Regions from separate parts of the Mus musculus genome. Here region 1 is linked to region 2. The links are chromatin loops, found by intact Hi-C in ENCODE. Cell type or tissue: left cerebral cortex. All regions are shown on one strand. Each heading gives the region's core, and the rest is flanking DNA. Links, peaks and the distances in the headings are about the cores only. Region 1 has its middle 4.7 kb from the start of Mrpl4. Region 2 overlaps Gm39299 (a long non-coding RNA gene).

Region 1 (7,649 bases), core at 843-5,842, 260 kb before region 2:
CAAGGATGACCTTGAGTTCAGAGTCTCCCTGTCTGGCTTCCGGAGGTCTGGATTGCTGGTTGTCTGCACCGCTATGCTTACATGACCAGGTGAATCTAATTTTATCTGATCTTCCCTCCCCCTCTCTTTGGTGTGTGAAGGGGTCTGATTTGGCTGGCCTTGAACTCTGTGTAGTCAAGAGTAACCTTGAATTTCTGATTCTTTTTTTTTTTTTTTTTTTTTGAGACAGGGTTTCTCTGTGTAGCCCTGGCTGTCCTGGAACTCACTCTGTAGACCAGGCTGGCTTCGAACTCAGAAATCCGCCTGCCTCTGCCTCCCGAGTGCTGGGATTAAAGGCATGCGCCACCATGCCCGGCTGAATTTCTGATTCTTCTGCCCCCCACCTCAAGAGTCCTGAGATTATATGTATGTGCCACCATGCTGGTTTATTTAGTGCTAAAGATCAAGATGTTTGTGCAGTTTAGGTGCCCTAGCAGCTGAGCCATCTCTCCAGCCCCTATGGGGTTTATTTATTTGTTGAGAGAGAACTCCAGTATGTAATCTTGAAATCCTCCAGCCTCCTCTTTCCAGATGTGTTTGATTCTTTAAATGAAAGTCCTGCCAGAAAGCTTTCAGTATTTCTTAGATTCTCCAGGGCTGGCTATATCCCTCTGAAATCCCTCCTATCAGCCCTGTGTCCCTCCACTCACATCTAATCCAGGATCCTGCCCCCTGTCCTTCTAGGACTCTCCCAGGGCAGAGGGGAAAAAAAAATTACCTCATGAACAGATCCAGATCACCTCACTAAGAACCTCTCCAAAGATAATTGAAAGAGTTTATGGTTTGTCTCTGTTCCACACTTGACCTTCAGGGGGTGCTGAGAGCTTACACCTGGCTCACTGCCATCCACTATGAGGGCTGGACAGAGCTTGGACTCTGGTCTCTGAGCCAACCTCCTTTTCATCACCTGGATAATGGGAAAATTGTGATTCTTTTGTAAATGAGGAGTACAAAGGGTGGAATTCCTGGCTTGAGATGAAAATTCAGTAACCAGCATTATGGATTCTAATACTGAAGGAGCCTTGTGATCAAAGAGACAACAGAAGACCAAGGCAGGCCGGGCATGGTGGTACAAGCCTTTAATCCCAGCACTTAGGAGGCAGAGGCAGACCAAGGCAGGTGGTTCTTAGTGAGTTCAGGCAACCTTGGTCTACATAGTGAGTTCCAGGCTACACAGTGCCATAACTCACTGGTGGAGCAGACCCTGGAGAATGTAATTATTGGGCTAAATGCATATAGTTTTGTTGTTGTTGTTGTTGTCGTCGTCGTCGTCTTTGCATTTGTTATCAGTTTATGTATTTTCAGACATGTATTATGTAGCCCAGCCTAGCTTGGAACTCACTATGTAGCTGAGAATAACCATGAACCCTGATCTTCTGTCTCTGCCTTTCTCGTGCTAACATGACTGTCTTGTGGAACTATGTGCTGTTCGTGTAGTACTGAGGCTGGAGTCCAGGGCCTCCTGCTTGTTAGGCAAACACCCTATCCACTGAGCCCCAGCCTCACTGATATATTTTTGAACATTTCTAGGATATACTATTAGATTTACTAATTAACTATTAAACAGTGGTAGCCAAGTATACATGAGGCCCTTGGTTCTATCTCCAGCACCACAAAGAAAACAAGGATTTATTCTAACCAACAGTGCCTTTTCTATGTGCAGTTGAGAGTGGGCATACATATGCCAAGCTGCAGATGTGGAGGTCAGAAGGTGATGTTGAGTTGTTAGTCCTTTTCTTTCACTAGATAAGTTCCAGGGATCAAGCTCAGGTTGTTAGACTTGGTAGCAAGCACCTTTATCCACTGAGCCGTCTCATTGGCCCAAGAACCTAGTGTTTTGGGGGTTTGTTCTTACTGGTATTTGTTTGTTTATCTTTTTATTCATTCATTCATTTGTGTTGGGGGCACACATGTGGGTATGGAGATCAAAAGACCATTTGTGGGAATTGGTTCTCTCTTTCTCTCTCTCTCTTTCTTTTGTTTTTGTTTTTGTTTTTGGTTTTTTGAGACAGGGTTTCTCTGTATAGCCCTGGTTGTTCTGGAACTCACTTTGTAGACCAGGCTGGCCTCGAACTCTGAAATCCACCTGCCTCTGCTTCCCGAGTGCTGGGATTAAAGGTGTGCACCATCATGCCCGGCTTGGTATCCTAGGTCTTAAAGTCAGATGTGAAGCTTGGCAACAAGCATCTTTACCTGTGGAGTCCTCCTGACAAACCTGAAATCCAAGTCTTTGTAAGTGCAAAAAGTGGGCCTTACTACGTAGCTCTGGCTGGCCAATCTCAAACTCACAGAGATCCACTTGCCTCTTCTTCCTGAGTGCTGGGATTAAAGGCGTGCATCACCATGCCTGTCTGTATTCAGCTTTTATTTTCCTCACCAAAGAGAACATGTGTGTTTCCGTCTGGTCACTTACATTTAATATCGCCTACCATGTATAACAACAGGGCTGAATAACACTCCTTCTTTTCCCTTTCCTTTCAGGCTGTGGTCTGCTGAGAGACCCTTCTGTCTCTGCCTCTCAGGTGCTGGCATCCTTTCTCTAGTCCTTCTATTCTTAGTGTGTGAGTGGGTACGAGGGTGGACAGGAAACCTATGCACAAAGGTCAAAGTGAGTGTCCTGCTCTGTCCTCTCCACCTTAGCTAGTTTGTTTTTGTTTTTTGAGGCAATGTTTCTCTGTCCTGGAACTGCTCTGTAGACCAGGCTGGCCTTGAACTCACATCCTCCAGAGTGCCAGGATTAAAGGCATGCATCACCATTGCCCACTTTTTTTTCTACCTTAGTTTATGAAACCCAGGGTCTCTCAGTGAGTCTAGAGTTCTTGGATTCAGCCAGGCTGGCTGGCCAGTGAATCTGAGGGTCTTGGTTTGGCTTCCAGGTTGACTGGCCAGCTTCCCCAATGTTGGGACTACAAGCATTGCCACTGTGACTGGCCTTAGGGTTTACTATGTAGCCCAGGCTGGCCTCTTTTTTTTTTTTTTTAAGAAGCCATGCAGCATCTTTCCCCCTTTGTTCTATTTATTAAGTATACATCCAGGGGGCTAGAGAGATGGCTCATGGTTAAGAGCACTGACTGCTCTTCCGAAGATTCTGAGTTCAAATTCCAGCAACCACATGGTGGCTCACAACCACTTGTAATGAGATCTGATGCCCTCTTTTGCTGTGTCTGAAGACAGCTACAGTGTACTTAAGATATAATAATAAATAAATATTTTTAAAAAAAAATATACATCCAGTCTGCCTGCATGTATGCTTGCAAGCCAGAAGAGGGCACCAGATCTCATTATAGATGGCTATGAGCCACCATACAGTTAGTAGGAACTGAACTAAGGACTTTTGGAAGAACAGCCAGCTCACTCACACTCTCACACATTCTCTCTCTCTCTCCCTCTCCCTCTCCCTCTCCCTCTCCCTCTCCCTCTCCCTCTCCCTCTCCCTCTCTCTCTCTCTCTCTCTCTCTCTCCCTCTCTCTCTCCCTCTCCCTCTCTCTCTCTCCCTCTCTCTCTCTCTTTCAAGACATGGTTTCTCTGTGTAGCCCTGGCTGTCCTGGAACTCACTCTGTAGACCAGGCTGGCCTCCAACTCAGAAATCTCCCTGCCTCTGCCTCCCAAGAGCTGGGATTAAATGTGTGCACCACCACTGCCTGGCAGCAGCCAGTTCTCTTAGCCTCTGAGCCATCTGTCCAGCCTCCAGGCTGGGGCTCTTGATTATATTGCTCCTGTATTACCCTCTGGCATAACAGAGACTATGGGCCTCTAGAACCACACCCAATGTGCACATTTTCTTTATCCCTTCATCTGTCAAAGGACACCTCAGTTAACTCCACTTATTGGCTGGGATAAATATGAAAGGAACCTGGGAAAAGAGCTCAGTTGGTACAGTGCTTGTGGTTCAGTTGATCTAGTGCATATAACTTAGTTGGTGTAGTGCTTATAGCTCTTTTGACATGGTGCTTATCACTCAGTTGTCACAGTGTTTGTAGTTCAGTTGCTAGAGTGCTTGCCTAGCATGCGTGAAGCTCTGGGTTCAGTGCCCAGCACTGCATTAATTGGGTGTGTTGATACAGACTTGTTAATTCCAGAGGCAGAAGAAAAATGACCAGCCTTGGCTCTACATAGTGAATTACAGGCTAGTTTGATCACATGAGACCCTTTCTCAAAAAAAAAAAAAAAAAAAAAAATCGAGAGCTGAGCTCAGTGAGTAAGGCACTTGCTACACAAGCCTGACAGCCTGACTTCATCAGAACTCACGTAAACATGGAGACGACCACCCTCACAACGCTGTCTTCTGAATCCCTTAATATGTACGTGCTTCTCTCACATCATGCAAGCATATAATAATGTAAAATGTATTTTAGGATGAGCAATAAAGACAGACAGACGTGGACGTTTAGAGATCTCCTTGACACAGCAAATTAATATGCGTTGCTCACGTACCCCAGTGTGGGATAGCAAAGTCATATGTCCGTTTTATTTTTAGTGTTTTGAGGAACCTTCTTTCTGTTTTCCATATATATAAACCCTGCTCATTTTCATTTTCCCCAGTGGTGAGTTCCCCTTTCTCTGCATCCTTAGCTACTCCCCCCGACTCTGGCCTCGTCTCCTACAGTCCCTTTATTGAACAGTGATGCCTTCCTCTTGTGGGTTTGATTTGTATCTGATTGTTCACTTACTTTGTGGTTTTTATTTCATTTTAATGTATTTTTAGGTTTTTGCATTGCTTTCCTTCCTGTGTAGACCAGGCCGGTCTCAAACTCACAGAGATCTTCCTGCCTCTGCCTCTTGAGTGCTAGGATTAAAGGTGTGTCTCACCACACCTGGCCATTTTTATTTATTAATTATGTGTGTAAGTGTGGTTCTTTATACACAGGAGTATAGTGAGCACAGAGCTCAGAAGAGGGCAAAGGAGCTCCAGGCACTGGGGTTATAGATGGATGTGAGCCACCTACTGTGGGGCCTGGGAACTTAACTTGGATCCAAAGAACTCTGAAAGAGCAGCAAGCAGTCTTTCTTACTCCTTGAGCCTCTCTCTTCGGCCCCAATATTTTGTGATTCAAAAGTTTTTTTTAGGAGCTAGAGAAATGAGTCAGCTGTTGAGAACACTGGCTGTTCTTCTAGAGGACCAGGATTCAGTTCCCAGAACCTACATGGTGGCTCACAATCATCTGTAGTTCTAGATCCGGAGAATAGGACATCCTCTTCTGACATACAGGGACCTCATGAATATAGTACATAGACATACATGCAGGCAAAACACTCACGCACGTGAAAGAAAACAAATCTAATTTTTGCCGGGCAGCGGTGGTGCATGCCTTTAATCCCAGCACTTTGGGAGACAGACAAAGGCGGATTTCTGAGTTCGAGGCCAGCCTGGTCTACAGAGGGAGTTCCAGGACAGCCAGGGCTACACAGAGAAACCCTGTCTCGAAAAACAAAAAGAAAACAAGGAAAAACAAAACAACCCCAAATTTTTGTATATATAATTTATTTCTATTTTATGTGTTTTGCCTACTTATATGTCTGTGTGAGGGTGTCAGATCTCATGAAACTGGAGTCACAGATAGTTGTGGGCTACCACGTTTGGTGCTGGGAATTAAACCTGGGTCCTTTGGAAGATCAGCCAATGCTCTTAACCTCTGAGTCAGCTCTCCAGCCCCCTAAAATGTTTTCGTTTGTGTTTTCTTCTTTTTTTTAAAGATTTTATTTATTATTTATTTTATATGTAAGTACACTGTAGCTGTCTTCAGACACACCAGGAGAGGGAGTCAGATGTCATTATGGATGGTTGTAAGCCAACATGTGGTTGCTGGGATTTGAACTCAGAACCTTCGGAAGAGCAGTCAGTGCTCTTAACTGCTGAGCCATCTCTCCAGCCCCTCGTTTGTGTTTTCAAGACAGGGTTTCTCTGTATAGCCCTGGCTACCTGGAACTCCCTCTGTAGACCAGGCTGGTCTGGAACCCCTGGGTCTTCCTCACAAGTGCTGCAACTAAAGGTGCTAGCCGCTACTGCCTAGCTCTTAAAAATAATATTCTTTTTCTTTCTTTCTTCTTTTTGTTTTGTTTGTTTTGTTTTTCAAGACAGGGTTTCTCTCTATAGCTCTGGCTGTCCTGGAACTCACTCTGTAGACCAGGCTGGCCTCGAACTCAGAAATCCACCTGCCTCTGCCTCCCAAGTGCTAGGATTAAAGGCATGCACCACTACAGCTAAAAATAATTTTCCAAAAAAAAAAAAAAGCTTTTTAACGCTTCATTTTATGTAATTTCACTGGTCTTGTCTGTTTCTCTCCCATTCTTCATGTGTATGTACTACATGTTTGGGCAGGGTCTTGTTTAGCTCAGGTTGGTCTTGAACTCCAAATTCTCCTGCCTCTACTTCCCTAGTGCTGGGCTTACAAGTGTGCACTAGCATGCCTTATTCACACATCTGTCAAAGAACACTGCACAAATACAAAAGGACCTGCAGGTGGTAGTACCAGCCTGTGGCCCCATCACTGAGGAGACAGAGGACTGCCTTAGGTTTGAGCCAGCCTGGCATAGTTAATGAGTAGTCTGTCAGCCTGAGCTGCAGTGTGAGAGCCTGTCTCACAAAACAGAAATGAGGGCAGGGTAAGATGGTTCAGCAGGTACCAGTGCCAAGTCTGTCGACCTGTATTCAATCCCTCAGACTCACGTGGTGGAAAGGACAAAACCAGCTCTTGCAGGTTGTCCTCTGACCTCCACGTGTGTGCACTGTGGCATGCCCAGTGTGCCCCCATACATTAACAAATACAGGGCAGACACAAAGTATAAAGAACAGGAGTCCAGCTGGGTGTGGTGGCGCTGCCTTTAATCCCAGCACCCGGGAGGCAGAGGCAGGCAGAGTTCTGAGTTCGAGGCCAGCCTGGTCTACAAAGTGAGTTCCAGGACAGCCAGGGCTATACAGAGAAACCCTTTCTCGAAAAACCAAACCAAACCAAACCAAAACAAAACAGAACAGGAGTCCAGCATACACAGGGCCCTAGGCCAGGGTCCAGCCCAGCACTACTGAGGGAATGAAAACTCTGTCTCTTGGACAGTGTGCTCTGGCTACCACAAAGAACCACAAGTCTCTTTCCCAACTGCTGTAGGAAATATCTGTGTGGTTGAGCAGGTATGTGTAGCTTCAGGCACACAAGGTGTGCATCTGTGTCTGTTCATAGAGGCCGGAGATTGCCCTACACTGTCTCCCTCAGTCACTTTCAGCTTACTTATTTTTGAGACAGAGTCTCACATAGAGCCCAGGCTGGCCACGAACTCACTATGTAGACCAGGCTGGCCTGGAACTAAGAAATCTTCTTGCCTCTGCCTCTTCAGTGCTGGGGTTAAGGGTGTGGCACCAAACCCAGCTTTGGTCTTGCTTGTGTGGCTAGTACCTTACCCATTGTGCCTTCTCTTGCATCCCTAGTTTGTGAAAAATTAAAGACATTACCATATGTTTCACAAGTAGGCACTCTTATACTTAACATAATACATGTGTATATATGAACCTTACAGTTTTATTACATTTACTTATGTGTGCAGATATGCAGGCCATAGCACACATGTGAGGTCAGAGGTCACCTGTGGGAGTTGATTCTCAGGCTCATTAAGCTTGT
Region 2 (7,649 bases), core at 915-5,914:
GACACTCAGCCAGCTTTCTTATACAGCCCTGGCCCACCTGACTACAGATGGCGCTGCCCACACTGGGCCAGGCCTCCCTACCTCAGTCAAGACCACTTCTCCCAGGCATGGCTGGTCCCTCGACCGAGGGGGCCTTTTCTCAAGTTGACAATAAAAAAATAACCAGGACCCTGTTCTTACAGAGGACTGGAGTCCGATTCCCGGCAGCCACACAGAGCGGATAACAACCACCGATAAATTCAGCTCCCGGGGATCTATTCCACAAACAGGCACACACAAAACAGTTACTTTTTTTTTTTAGTTTGTGTATGTGTCATCATGTATGTGTGTGTACCTGCATGTATGTATGTGTGTATGCCCTCATGTATGTGTGTCGTCATTGTATGTGTGTGTACACGTGGAGGCCAGAAGTCAACCTGGAAGTCACCCTCAATTGTCCTTTTTCTTGTTTTAAAAATGTTTTTGAGATTTTAATTGTTTACTGTGTCTTAGTTATTTTGTGGTAGAAGGCACAAATGCTCTTAACCACTAAGCCATCTCTCCAGCCCTCAATTTAAGACTTGTTTGTGGCTGATGGTGTTTTGTTTGTTTGTTGTTTTTCAAAACAGAGTTTCTCTATACAGCCCTGGCTGTCCTCTGTAGACCTGGCTGGCCTCAGACCCAGAGATCCTCCTGCTCACACTCTCATTAGATGCAGAGTTCATACTCTCACTGGACCCAGAGTTCACACTCTCACTGGACCCTGAGTTCACACTCTCAGGGGACCCACAGCTCACACTATCACTGGACCCAGAGTTCACACTCACACTGGTCCCAGAGGTGACACTTTCATAGACCCAGAGCTCACATTCACACTGGTCCCAGAGTTCACACTCTCACTGGACTCAGAGCTCACACTATCACTGGACCCAGAGCTCATACTCATAGGACCCTGAGTTCACACTCTCACTGGACCCTGAATTCACACTCTCACTGGACCCAGAGTTCACACTCTCACTGGACCCTGAGTTCATACTGGACCCAGAGTTCACACTCTCCTGGGACCCAGAGCTCCCACTTCAGCTGCTGCCGCTGAGGAGCCCTCTCATCTCAGTCCTTACAGTCTTGGATCACAGGTGTGTGCACCTGTGCTTGGTGTTTGTGTGGGATTTGGATTCTGGTTTCCATGCTTGTGCCACAAATTCTCCATCCACTGAGCCAGCTCTCTGGCCCAAGTGTATGGTTCTTGAGTAGCTTAGAGCTGCAGGGAACCTGACAGTCCTCTAAGCCTGCCATCTCCCCTTGAGCAGGTGTCCTCTTCCCAACACCTGAAAGTCCTCCTTGAAGTCTTACTTTGTTTACTTTAAAATATTTTCGTTTTTGTTGAGACAAAGTTACACGTAGACCAGGATGGACTCACTATGTAGCCAAGGATGGCTCGCACACCTGATCCTCCTCCTTCACTCTCAAGTGCTGGGCGACAAGTGTGTACCCCACCCATGCCCACTTTATCTTTATCTTAATCTTATCTGGACTTAGGGCCAATGCTTTAGGGGTCCCCACAGGCTGGGAAGGACTAGTTCGACTTAGTCATATACCCCAGGGCCTTTGCACTTACCACTCCCTTCCATTTACCTGGGTGTTGTTCCCCTTGGACCCTATATTTCAATACCCTTTCCTCTTCTTTCTGCTTCAATCACTTTCTCTCAGAAGGCTGCTGTGATCGGCCATCTAAAATCATTTGTTTGAGACAGTTATGAAGTGAGACACACGTGCAGGCTGCAGCGTCACAGTAGCCATGCTGAGGACTGGGGGGCTCTGAGTAAACTGAGAGAACACCAGGTAGAGAGGAAAGCCTGCACACAGCGAAGGTCCCCTCCCCCACCCCAGGCAGGACAGCCAGCAAAGGCAGGGCTCTCTCTCACACTGCTAAGAAGACTGTACAAGTGGAAACTCGAGGATTGAGCTGATCGAGGGCTGAAGGTGTGTAACCAACAGTCGACAAGATGCTTGCCTGTTTTATATGAAGCTCTGAGTTCCAATCCTCAACACCACACAGAACCAACTATGGTGTCAAATCCGGAGTTCAAGGTCAACCTCTATTCCAGAAGTTTGCAGTCTGTGTGTTTAGTGGGTCACATACCAGACATTCTGCATATCAGGTAAATACATTACAATTCATAACAGTGGTAAATTACAGTTTTGAAGTAGCAACAAATAATTTTATGGTTGGGGTCACCACAGATGAGGAACTGTGTTAAAAGGTCTGAGCATTAGGAAGGTTGAAAACCACTGCTCTATTACATAACATAGTGCTTGAGACTAGCTTTGGCTACATGAGACACCCCACCTCCCGCAGCTCTATAAACAAAACAAATCAGGCAGATGTACATAGCTCACCACCCAAAGCCCTGGATTCTGTACCCAGAATCCCAACTCGCAGAAGAAAGACTCTGGCAGGCGATTGCCACTAATTTGGGGCTAGCCCAGGTTACAAAATGAGACCCTGTCACAATGAAACAAAATGTATGACTCACACAGTTCTGGACTTTTTCACAGAATATTTTCTGTTGTTATCTGAAACTTCAGAAAGCAGACCACTGGAGAAGTGGGAACCCCTGTGCCCAGGGAGGTGCCTGAGATCACGGGTGTCAGCAGAGGCTGAAATTCCACGGAAGGGCGCTGCTACTCAGAGCCGAGCTGAACTTCCTTATCCTATCAAGGTGTTAACCTCCCAGCTTGTCTGGGGGCGGGGAAATCAGGACAAACTGCGTGAGGAACCTCCTGGGGCTGGGCTCAAAACTGAGGAGCTGGGGCGACACCTAGTGGTGGAGTGAGGTTTGTGCAGGACGCGAGGGGTGTGTGTGCTTGTGTGAGTGTGTGCACGCCCGCCTGTGCGGGCATACATTTAACAGACATACCTTGGTTAGGGCTCCTCACAAGCACTCCACTTGGTTTTGTTGTTGGTACTGTTTGTTTGGTTTTGGTTTTCCAAGACAGGGTTTCCCCGTGTAGCCCTAGCTGTCTAGGAATTCACTCTGTAGACCTGGCTGTCCTCGAAGTCACAGAACTCTGCCAGCCTCAGCCCCCGTAGTGCTAGGATTAAAGGCGTGCGCCACCACCCTCTGGCTTTATTTTGTTTTTAAATTTTAATCACATTTATTTATTTAGGAAGGGGAGAGTTCTTAGCTTGGTGCCCACAGGAAGTCAGAGATGTCAAGGTTAGACGACAACTTCGGGGGTCAGTTCTCTCTTTCACTGTTTGGAACTCAGGTCTTCAGGTTTGGCGCCAAGCTACCTTAGTCTCTGAATCTTCTCACCTGCATCACTTCGTGTTGTTGAGAGAGGATCTTTCACTGGCCTGGAGCTTACCAAGTACGGGACTGGGTATGGTCACCCTAGGGCTGACAGATTTTCTCACATCCAGAGAACCAAGAATCCACACTAAGCACAGGGTGGCAGCAGCCCCAATACGCTTGGTACATCTGTGCCTCAGGCTAGTCTAAGAGGAAGCAGGAAACACCTGAGTGGAGCTAAGAGATTGGGTGAGGTGTGTTTGGAAAGCTGTTCACCTGAACACCAGTAAACTTAGAGTCTCTGGCTCCTGCCCCGCTCCTCCCCACCCCGTTCCTCCCCCCCCCACGCCCGTGTGTAGGTATGTGTATGTTAGCATGTATGTGGCCAAGTGTGCATCTGAAGGCCAGAGGTTGGCATCTGTGGTCTTCCTAGGTTGCTTTCTATTGTATGTTTTGGCGTGATCTGTCCACGTACTTGGAACATGCTGCTCTGGTTAGTCTAGCAGGGCAGCTCTCTCTGAAGTTCCTATTCCCACCATGTGAGTGCTGAGGTTCTACGCAGCCCACGCCCACCTGACATTTACACGGGCTTTGGGAATCAGAACTCAGGTCTTCATACTTCATGTGGCAAGCACTTTACCCACTGAACCATTTCATTTATTTACCCGAGTGTGAGCGTGTGTCTGATTCTGGCGGCCAGAGGACAGCGTGCAGGAGTTGGTTCTCTCCTCTTACCATATGGGTTCTAGGGCTAGAACTCAGGTCGCCAGTCTTAGCAGCAATCTCCTTTACCTGCTAAGCCATCTTGCCAGCCCCTTTACACACAGTTCTAATGATCTGTACTACTGGATGCCAAGTCCTACTTAGAAGACAGAACTATAAAATGTCACTGCACAAAAATAAAGGAAGTCAAAAGTAAAGTCAGTCAAGGCCGTGAAGAGGATACACAACTCCTCATTCCCTAATCCCAGAGATCCCGATTAGCCTCAAGAAAAGCACAGTGAGGCTGGAGAGATGGCTCCACAGTTAAGAGCACTGGCTGCCCTTCCAGAGGACCTGGGTTCAATCCCCAGCACCCATGTAGCAGCTCACACGTGTCTGTAACTCCAAAGTATCTGTCCTCCTCCTACAGACATTCATGCTTTAAGGCAAAATACCAGTCCACATGAAATAAAAATAAACAAATCATTTTTAATATAAAAAGAAAGAAAGAGGGGGCTGGAGAGATGGCTCATCAGCTGAGAGCGCTGGCTGCTCTTCCAGAGCGGCTGAGTTCAAGTCCCAGGACCACATGGTGGCTCTGATGCCCTCTTCTGGCCAGCAGGTGTATATGCAGATAGAACACTAAAAAAAAAAAAATACATAAATCTTAACATAAAAAAAAAAAAGGAAAGAAAAACACAGTAAATACACTGAGAGAGGGATGCTTTCCCCTTGTTTCTCTGGTAATTTCAGTGTGACACACTGGTGACAGGGAGAGATGAGAGACACAGCTCGCTTTGGAGAGTCTGAGAGTCTACAAGTCCAAGAGACAGATGCAAGCTGGGTACGGTGGTACATGCCTGCCATCTTAGCTCTCTGAAGGCTGAGGCACAAAACTTGAAAGTTGAAGGCTGGCTTGGGCAACTTAACAAGCCTTTGTTTTAAAATAAAACAAAAGGAAGCTAGGGGCGTGGCTCAGCTGTAGAGCCCCTGCCTAGAATCCCTGGGGAAAGGGGCTGGGGACAAGGCTCAGTGTCACACAAGTGTAGTATGCAGAGGATCGTTTGCTGAGCCGACATGGACCGGAAATACATGGCTTCTGGGAATGGGAACTCAGGTTGGGTGTGGATGGGAGGTGAGATCAGAGGTGAATGTGGGAAGGATGGTTGTGATCTGGTTACAAAGACCTTGAATTCTAAGTTAAGCAATCAGAATTTATTGAGTTGTCAGTCAGTAGTCACAGGCTAGGAGAGAGAATTCAGTGGTTAAGAGCACTGGCTGCTATTCCATAGAACCCAGGTTTGATTACCAGCACTCGCATGGCAGCTAAAAACCACCCCTAACTTCCAGAGAAACAGATGCCCTTTTCTGACCACCACAGGCACCAGGCAACACACACACACTAAATCACACACACACATACACACAGAGTGATAAACGATTATAATGATGATCAGGGCTATAACAAAATCCTGTCTCAAAATCAAAACAAATAAGGCCCAGCATTGGTGGTGGAGACGGCTCTTTGGTGGAGTGCTGGCCTAGCACACACAAAGCCCTGTGTTCCAACCCCAGCACCACAGAAACTGTGCTTGGTGGAGCACTCCCACGGTGCCAGCCCTGGGGAGGAGAATCAGGAGTTCAAAGTCATATTTGGCTATATATTAATTTTGAGGCTATCCTGGGCTATGTGAGACAATGTTTTAAAAGAACAACAAAACAAACAAACAAACAAACAAACAAACAAAAAGCACAGAGGTGTCAAAACTTGATTCTAAGCACAACGGAAGCTCCACATTTCTAGTATGAAAGTAGAGAACCCAGCAAACCCTGGCTTAACCCCAGCTGGGAACTCACACATGTCTCACTCAATATTGAGACTACAGACACCTCTGCAAGTTGGCTTTGGAGATAAATAAATCCTGTGGAGATGATGCATTTGCCCATGGAGTCTGGGGATCATGGGACTGAGTGATGACTCAGCAATTAAGGTTTTGTTCCTCTTTTGGGGAACCCAAGTTTGGTTTCCAGAACCCACATGGGGCAGCTCACAGCTACCTATAATTAAAACTTCAGGGTACCCCCTTCTGGCATTTGTGGGCATTACATTCACATGTGCACATACGATTATGCAGATATACATACATACATACATACATACATACATACATACATAAAAATAAATAAAAGAGCCAGGAATGGTGGCTCACACCTTTAATCCCAGAACTCCAGAGGAAGAGACAGGCAGATTTTTGTGAGTTCAAGACTAGCCTAGTCTACAAAACAAGTTCCAGGATAGCCTGGGCAGTTACACAGAGAAAACCTGTCTCAAAACAAGCAAGCAAACAAGCAAACAAACAATAAACAAATAAATAAAAGAATTATGAATTGTGACAATCTACTATGTATGACTAGAAGTGGGGTTGCTGAGTTATGTGGGAAATCCTGCTAAAGTTTTCCAATGTTGAAGAAGTTTCTGGCAAGGGTGGGTGTAATGGCTCATGATCCCAGTATTCAGGAAACAGAGATAGGTAGATCTCTGTGAGCTGAAGGCCAGCCTGATCTACATAGCAAGTTCCAAAACAGCCAGGGCTACATAAAGCCAGGGCTCAAAAACACCAAAAAAACAAGCAGGGGTGGGGGTTGCAGGGGGAGAACTGTTTGCTCCAAGATGGCCTCTGACCCTCATACCCATGCTGTGGCATGCATCAGATAGATAGATAGATAGATAGATAGATAGATAGATAGATAGATAGATAGATAGATAGATACATACATACATACATACATACATACATACATACATACATAGTTTCTGGCAGCTATGTAAAGTAATGCAGACTCCAGCCATCTCACATCCTTTGGATTCCTTGCGTGGTCTTTTTTTTTTCTTCTCAGATATTCTGATAGCCACAAACTAGGTTCTCCTTGAGAGGCTAAGGAGTGCTCTTATGAATCATAATGCTAAGTAGCTGTTATTGGCATGTAGATGTCCCACACATACTAAATGTCTGGTCTTCTGGTTTTGTGTGTGTGCGTGCGTGCATGTGTGTGTGTTGGAAGGCCTATGGGTATACCTGTGCATGGGGTGCTCCTGTGTGTGGGGGTGCTCTTGCACATGTGTGCATGTGTGTATGTACATGCAGAGGCCAGAGGCTGGATGTCTCCATGGTTGTTCTCCACCCTATACATTGAACTAGGTTGTCTCGTTTGAACCCAGAGTTCATTGATTTGAGCTAGCTTGCTCCAGAGATCTCCAGGACCTCCCCATGCATGGAAGCAGGCTAGCCAACAAGCCACTGCACTATGTGGGCTGTGGGTTCAAGCTCAACCCTCACACTTGTGTAGCAGGCACTTTACTCCGTGAGCATTTATCCAGTCACTCCTCTCCACTGAGAGAGATAGGGGAGGAGATGACAGGTGTGAACTACCACACCAAGCTTAAGGGATACCGTGTGTGTGTGTGTGTGTGTGTGTGTGTGTGTGTGTGTGTGTGTGTGTGTGTGAAACTCAGAGCTTCACACTAGGAAAGCTTTCTACACGCTGAGACAAATTCCTCTTTCACTTCTTATTTTGAGGCAGGTTCTCATTCTTGGTCTTCCTGCCTCATCCTCCCAAGCAGCTGAAGTTACAAATCTCTGCTGAGCCCAACAATGTTTGAGAAAATTTGCC

The links. Hi-C counts contacts between places; a loop is a spot of excess contacts. Peaks named below come from ENCODE experiments on the same cell type or tissue, not always from the same donor. Only the 100,000 strongest peaks of a DNase experiment are listed, where the experiment ranks them.
Region 1: it touches region 2 in a loop (3-fold over the local background); 3 of 42 quality-filtered maps call a loop at or near these places.

What each region holds. Positions count from the first base shown.
Region 1 is chr9:20,994,205-21,001,853 of GRCm38, reverse strand. It overlaps a transcript of Mrpl4 not described here. Among named protein-coding and RNA genes, the nearest start is that of Mrpl4, 4.7 kb to the left of the region's middle. In left cerebral cortex, for the core only: CTCF peaks have their summits at 855 and 3,298 (motif pointing right); a DNase peak (open chromatin) is centred at 3,315.
Region 2 is chr9:20,735,734-20,743,382 of GRCm38, reverse strand. Gm39299 (a long non-coding RNA gene) reads right to left here. Exons shown (of 4, transcript XR_003948292.1): 2 at 1,615-4,619. It also overlaps a transcript of Olfm2 not described here. Among named protein-coding and RNA genes, the nearest start is that of Gm39299, 12 kb to the right of the region's middle. In left cerebral cortex, for the core only: CTCF peaks have their summits at 2,817 (motif pointing left) and 4,586 (motif pointing left); DNase peaks (open chromatin) are centred at 2,784 and 4,581.